2 separate regions of the Mus musculus genome follow, and region 1 is linked to region 2. The links are chromatin contacts, found by POLR2A ChIA-PET in ENCODE. All regions are on one chromosome and are shown on one strand. Each heading gives the region's core, a stretch centred on a gene start or an enhancer-like site at or near the end of the contact. The rest is flanking DNA. Distances are from core to core; before and after follow the strand shown.

Evidence for each region. ChIA-PET counts read pairs that join two places held with the same protein, here RNA polymerase II (POLR2A).
Region 1: POLR2A ChIA-PET joins it to region 2 with 14 read pairs in embryonic stem cell. The contact joins the promoter of Rpusd1 here to the promoter of Ube2i in region 2. POLR2A ChIA-PET finds 5 or more read pairs at or near these places in 2 of 5 experiments (Patski and embryonic stem cell).

What each region holds. Positions count from the first base shown.
Region 1 is chr17:25,726,422-25,729,748 of GRCm38, forward strand. It overlaps Rpusd1 (RNA pseudouridylate synthase domain containing 1), which reads left to right and starts at 1,296. Exons shown (of 6, transcript NM_028009.4): 1 at 1,296-1,426; 2 at 1,782-1,970; 3 at 2,102-2,225; 4 at 2,405-2,507; 5 at 2,647-2,748. The coding sequence starts at 1,789. Chtf18 (CTF18, chromosome transmission fidelity factor 18) reads right to left here and starts at 994. Exons shown (of 22, transcript NM_145409.2): 1 at 826-994; 2 at 520-699; 3 at 280-427; 4 at 1-128. The coding sequence starts at 916.
Region 2 is chr17:25,271,309-25,274,805 of GRCm38, forward strand. It overlaps Ube2i (ubiquitin-conjugating enzyme E2I), which reads right to left and starts at 2,123. Exons shown (of 7, transcript NM_001177610.1): 1 at 2,013-2,123. It overlaps Gm17801 (predicted gene, 17801), which reads left to right and starts at 2,816. Exons shown (of 1, transcript NR_027452.1): 1 at 2,816-3,497.

The sequences.
Region 1 (3,327 bases), core at 46-2,545, 450 kb after region 2:
GTTCTCCACTTGTGGATGTCACATTGATATAATCTTCTAAGATAGGAGGCCGTCTCAGGACAGGATTGCGATTTCGGGGACTTGGCAATGTCTGCATGAGGTCTTTGTCAGCATTAGCATCTGAATACCTAGGAGAGACAAGCAGCTCCCTGTCACTCTCAAATGGGGTGCTTGACCCACACTCACTCCTCTTGCCGTCCCATAGACATCCACTTCCAGAGCCTCATGCAGGGACAGGCAGCTTTCCAAGTCAGAATTACATGCCCTTAAGCAACACACCCAGCATCCAACATCTCAGGGAAGACCTCTGGACTCGGTGGAGGGGTAATGTCCCCAGGAGGGGAATCTGGATATAAGAGCTCCTCCATATCTGGCTCAAAGTTCAGCTTCTTCACCACGTCCAACCTGGGTCGTTTGACCATGGGGCCTGCAGAGACAGAGGCAGAAAGAGGTGAAAGAATAGAAAACTGATCCTCAGAATTCCCCGACTTTAAGTGCTCAGTCCCCAATCGGACATACTGGAGGGCGCGGGCTGGTCCCTACGAACATTCTTTCTAGTATTGCGGTTGACATTTCCTGGCGACCCTGCAGGGCAGGGACGCGGGACAGTGTCCCCACCAGCGATGGCCTCTTCGAAGGTTAGCGGAGGGCGGCTCGCTGGAGTTTGGAGGGTCCCAGGAGGAGCCTGGTCCCGTGTTCCTGCTGAGACAGAGGTTGATAGCAGCAACACACATTAAGAAGCGAACTCCCAGCCGTTACCAATCCCATCCACACAGCTCTCCATGCTGCAGCAGGATGCAGCCACGACCCAGGACCCGCGCCCACCTTCCAGCTCAGCCAGCACTTCGAGCTCAGCTGCGAACTGGTTTTGGAAATCATCCTCCACACCATACAGATCTTCCTCGTAGTCTTCCATGGAGCCAGACCACAACTCCCACAGCTCAGAGTCCCTCAGAACTTCCCGCGCCGCCGCCACCGCGCGCTACCCCGCCCCGAGAGCCTCCAATACCGCCAATCAACAGCCGACGTTCCCAGAGGCGCCCGCCATTGGCCAGCGGGGAAGGGCGGGTCTTACTCCCAGAGGGCGGGAGGAGAGGAATAATAGTTCAATGGTTGGAGTGGAGGATCAAGAACGCTTTCTATTGGCCTGTACAGTAAGTAATCCGTGGGGGAGGCGGGGAAATAGGTGGGACTAAAAAAGCGCGTGCGCAGACTATTCGGGTAGGGCCTTACCATTCTTCAGTGGGCGGAGCTCCAGGCCCGGAATGCCATTGGCCAGTACGACCATCCATTAGGAAAGTGGAATGGGCAGGGTGAAAAGGCGGAGCTGCGCGCCAGCCAGGCCAAGACCTGGTTCCTAGTATAGGGAAGCGAGGTTGGATGCAGAGCTGAGAATTGACATCCTGGTCCCTTGGCCCTGTTGCAGGTAAGTCCTAAAGGGTCTGCCTGTGGTCACAGGCTGGTGGGAGGCAAGTTAGGGAGCGCTTGAAGTCCTGGGTGGTCCTGGGCAATAACCTAGCGTGAAGTGTGTAGGCGTGAGCTGGACAACCAGGCTGTTTATTCCACTTCAAGTCAGGGAGAGCTCCCTAACCCTGAGTCCATGGCAAGTCAGAATCACCTGACCTTGGCCAGACTCCCATTCCGGAGCTGACACCCCTGGCATGGGCCCTTGTGGAAGACATAAAGGGTTCCAGCAGGTTCTGGCCCCAGTAAGTGTGTACAGTACTTGAAGACCAGGTCAGGCACCCTCCTACCCCAGGCTCACTCCCACCTGCGTGCAGCCCCACCATGGAGCCTGGCAGCATGGAAAATCTGTCCATCGTGTACCAGAGCAGCGACTTCCTGGTGGTGAACAAGCACTGGGACCTGCGCATTGATAGCAAGACCTGGCGGGAGACCCTGACCCTACAGAAGCAGCTCCGACACCACTTCCCAGAGCTGGCTGACCCTGACACCTGCTATGGGTTCAGGTACACAGCCAACATGGAGAGCCCCACTGCAGCATCCTTCCAAAGGATGCTGGGACACTGGACTCTGCCACAAAGGTGCTAACCAGAGCACCACAGGGTCCAGCCACTGCTGCTCTTCTGCCCGTTCCCAGGTTCTGCCACCAGCTGGACTTCTCCACCAGTGGGGCACTGTGCGTAGCCCTGAATAAGGCAGCTGCGGGCAGTGCTTATAAATGCTTCAAGGAACGGCGAGTCACCAAAGCCTACCTGGCACTGGTAAGTCCTGGCCAGTTCCTGGGATGCTGTGTGGAGACCCAAGGCTCACAGCCTACTCCAGCAGGCCTCTCAACTGAAGCTCCGTGCCAGGCTTATGTGCCTATCTAGAGCTCAGCCACATTCCTCTCAGAGATGACAGTGTGGCCCAGTGAGCTGCATGTGATGTCCTTGCTCGACAGGTCCGAGGCCATGTCCAGGAAAGCCAAGTGACGATCAACTATGCCATTGGCAGGAATAGCACGGAGGGGCGGACGCATACCATGTGCATCGAGGGCACTCATGGTAATAGTGGTTTGTTGTGGGGGCCATGGGCATGTCTCCAAAGCCTGCGTGAATGGGAACGGCCAGACAGGTGGAAATTGGAGTTGGCTCAGGCTCTAGGGCTGGCCCAGTGGGCCCTTACACTTTAGTTTTCATCTAGGTTGTGAGAACCCAAAGCCAAGCCTCACAGAGCTGCTGGTCCTGGAACACGGCCTATATGCTGGTGACCCTGTGTCCAAAGTGCTGCTAAAGCCACTTACAGGTATGTCCAGGGCAGGAGTTCATCATATAAGAAAGGACCCCGAGGTATAGGCATTGTGGCCTGCCTGGGTCTATACTAGGTGTGCGGGCAGAGCCGATAGCAAGATCTTTGCTGGTGTTTGCATGTACCCTGGCTGTCAAGCTGATCTCTCTGGCTAGATCAAGGGTCTCCCTGACTGTGCCCTCACGGCCCACCCCGACCAATCTCTTGACCTGAGTCCCAATGTCTGATTTGTAGCAAGAAATATAATGAATCCCATACCAAGGGCCTGCCCCACCCTGCCCTGCCCTTCCTTCGCAGTAGCACAGATCTGCAAAGCAGCTAATCAGAAGAGAACCGTACTTTTCTTTCTTTCTTTTTTTCTTTCTTTCTTTTCTCTCTGTGAAGCTTTGACTGCCTTGGAACTCACTCTATAGACCAGGCTGGCCTCGAACTCTGCCTGCCTCTGCCTCTGTCTCTCCAGAGGGACTAAAGGCAGGCGTGTGCCATGACCGACTAGCAAGGGATCCATCCTTTAAAAAAGAAGACTGGGTAAGCAGGTGTGGTAGCATTTGTAGCACCCTAGAGATAGAGGCAGGA
Region 2 (3,497 bases), core at 873-3,372:
CTCCAGTTCCAGGGGACCTGGATGCCCTCGAACACACAAACATACAGGTAATAGTGCACATAAAATATATTAAAAAAAAAAAAGCACAAGCCACCAGGACAAGCCTTGACAATGTTGGCATTCCTTCTAAGCATACCTGGCTCTATCAAACATCCCGATTCCTTTTTTTATAAATCACAACAGACAGTACTTATGCTCCACAAACTCCAATACCAAATCACAAAGTATACAAATTAAAGGCAAGGCTCCTCTCTTACAGACCTCAAGTCCAAAACAGAGAGTCCAGCCCAAACCCAACTGTCTTTTCCTAGCACAGGAGTAGAGCCTGTCTAGGAACAAGCACCAAGGTTCTGCCACAAAACCCCAACCTGCCCTAATAGTCATCTCTTAGGCAATTTACGACCCAGGTGGCGCTCATCTAAGAGTGACTGGAGCATAGGGCTTCACTTCCAATGTGTCCCTCTTTTCAACTTCTCAACGCACAGGCCTGCCCAATCTCTTTCTCTAGCATCTTCCACTGAAGCAGCTATCCTCATCCAGCCAATCAGATGGCAGAAGATGGCAAGCAAGTCTGGGCAGGGTTTCCTAACAGGTTTCTCTCTGGAGCCCGGGGCCAGTGCTCTGGAGAAAGAAGCCTGGACACCGGGCCACACAAAGCTGTTGGGACAGCTGTAACTGACTTCAGGATAAAGTTGTGTGCCCAGAGAACTCTGTCCTAGCATCCAACTGCAGCTATCCTAAGTGAGAAGAACCGAGAAGCTAGCTCAACTGCTCTTGCCTGGACACTCAGTGTTAAGGAGACAGAACCAGGGAATCACCAAGAGTTCAAGGTTAGCCTTGGCTACAAGAGATCCTGTCTCAAAAACAGGGAGAAGTGAGAGGTGGCTCTTATCAGAACTCTTAAAGGCCTTTTGCCCCACGGTCGAGGAAAAGGAACCCTAGGAGCACCCTGGCAATGATCTAGGCAGAAACTTGGGGGGCAGTGCTGCTGCTCCCGCAAGCACTCCAAAAGCCACTTAAACACAACTTGCCTTCCCAGGCAAACAGTCACTTCACGAGCTAAAAGTTTTGTGATGCAATGACCAAACTAAACCAAACCAAACCAAAAAACCATTCCCCTCCCCACTACTAGAGACAGGAAGGACATACAGGGATGGGTCTTATGACTCCAGGCTTCCTACAGTGTACAGTATTTGTCTGGCGACACCACCTACTTCAGAGCTACTTACCGGTCAGAGAGCCTGTGCAAGGTTGCTTATCTCCGCCCACCTCGGCAGAGGGAACATGGGTACCAGGCACTACGGCTGGCTTGGATAGGGCGAAGCGGCCTCTTTTACTCGAATGCACACTGTAGGCCCTAAGGATCCTTCAGTAAGTATACCACGCTGTTTGTTAAGTTTCCAGTGGCAGAGACAGCCAGAGGAGGGCAGGACTGCGATCACTCACAGCCTGAATACCTTTAGAAAGAAAACAAACTCCCCTTCGACGCCCGTTTTCTGCTATGCAGGCAGGTAACTAACTCATCCACTAAAACAACAGTTCCTTAAGAATAAAGGAAGGTGGGGCAGAGAATATACACAAGACTCCCCCACAAAAACCCAAGCTACAAGCCTAGCGTCTCGGTAACGAACGAAGCCTTCTGATGTGACTCCGGGTGCTTACAGGCCCCGACACGGCCCAGTACTCACGGCCTTCCGCACTCTCACTCGCCTAACTACGGAGCCCAGCACCGCCCAGAACGCGTCTGGGAGCTACTGGGAAGCTCAGATTATCTGTTGCGGGGTCGGCGGAACTCAGTTCGCCAAGAGTAGGGGGGCAGTGGGCCGTGCTCCCAACCCTGTATTCTCCCGTGGCACAGCGGCTGGGCCCTAGTGCCCCGAAGGCCGAGACTCGGAGGCCGCGAGCGAGAGGAGGCCGCCGTGGCTCCGCTCGGCGCCTCCCGGAAGCTCACTGGGAACGGCGGCGAGTCCGGGCGAAGATGGGAGTGCGTGCGCAGGCCGGTGGCGGCTCACCTGGGCGACCGCGGCCCGGACCGTCGCGGCGGCAGAGGCGGCGGCGCTCCTTTGTCTCGGGACTTCCCTCCGCGCCCGCCGCGCGCAGCACGGAGCGCAGGACCCCAGCGGGCGGGGCGGGGCCTGAGCTGGGCTGCCCGCCACACGCCTGCTCAGCTTACCGTCCCTCCCGTCCGGTGGCCTACGCGTCTACTTAAACACGAGCTTCCCGCAGCCCGCACGCGGCTGCCGCGCCCTCGTTGCCCGCGACCGCCTAAGGAGCCCGAGCCCAGGGCGCCTGTCCAAGCAGGCGGTGCCCTGAACGGCCGCACTCTTAAAGGGGCCGCGTCCTAGGCTCGAGGGAGCGTCTGCAAACTCCTCTTCGGGATGAGCGCGTCCACTCGAGGACACATCAGAGAGTCGTGTGAGGAAAAAGAAGCATAGATTCCCAAGGGTCATCCGGATGCTCAGAGGGCACCTTCCCGGGCACAGGCTCTGGAGGTATCCTTGGGCTCAAGGCCCGAGTCCCGGGAGCAAAGATCACTGAGGCCTAAACATCCTGGGAATCGTCGCAGTACGGTGACGATCCCCGGAACTTAGCGCGCTGTGACACTTTCTGCAATTGGCCAGCTCAGGAACTTGGGCGGGGTGAACCTCGAAACTATCCAATGAACTAGCCTCATACAAAGGGCCAAACGCAAGCAAAACCGACGGGGAGAGAAATGTGGATGCTCCCTAACCTACGAGTTAGCCCCCTAGTGGGGGAGGGGAATGGGCCTGCGCCGTGGGGGAGGGGCAGCACCCGCGGACCCCCCCCCCCGCGCGCGCGCCCCAGGCCTCTTCCCTGTGCCGCACCCCACACCTTAGTTCCACCTGAAACCCCTGTGCGGCTTCTGCTGGCCCCGCTGGACACGCTTTTGTCACGCCGTGGCCTAGTCCAGTTTCCTCGGCCAGTCCTCTGCAACCCAGCTCGGATGCTTCCTCACCGACTCACCGACGGGACGGGTACTTAGAACCGTCGGCTGGCCCCCTGGTGGCCATTCTGGCGCCTGCTCCTTTTTTTTTGGCACGTGCTGGAGGCCTTTCGGGGCCAGTTGCAGCCAACAAGGGCTTCCTGGGAATTTGGACTATGGGTCCAATTGCTGCCAGGGACTCCAGTGTTCATCTGTCAGTATCTCCGTCCATCTACTCACCACTCTCTCCTTCCTTCGTTCTCCTCTTACCTTTTGAGGTTGTTGGGTGCCCCAAAACAGGAACTAAGGTCCCATGCCCCTTGCCCACAATTGTCCAACATTCCCTGGAGCTCACCCTGTTAATTCCTCCTGTTCGTAGCCGTACTGTTTAAGAGTTAAGATCACAGTGAGCACCAGATCCTGAGGGACCTTGGTCTCTCATTGGGGCTGAGTTGTAGACAAGGTCGGCTTAGATACAAGTTCCTGACACACTAGATCTGTACCCCCAACAGATCTGGTTTGGATCCATCCCAGCCTGCAAAACAGCTTCCAA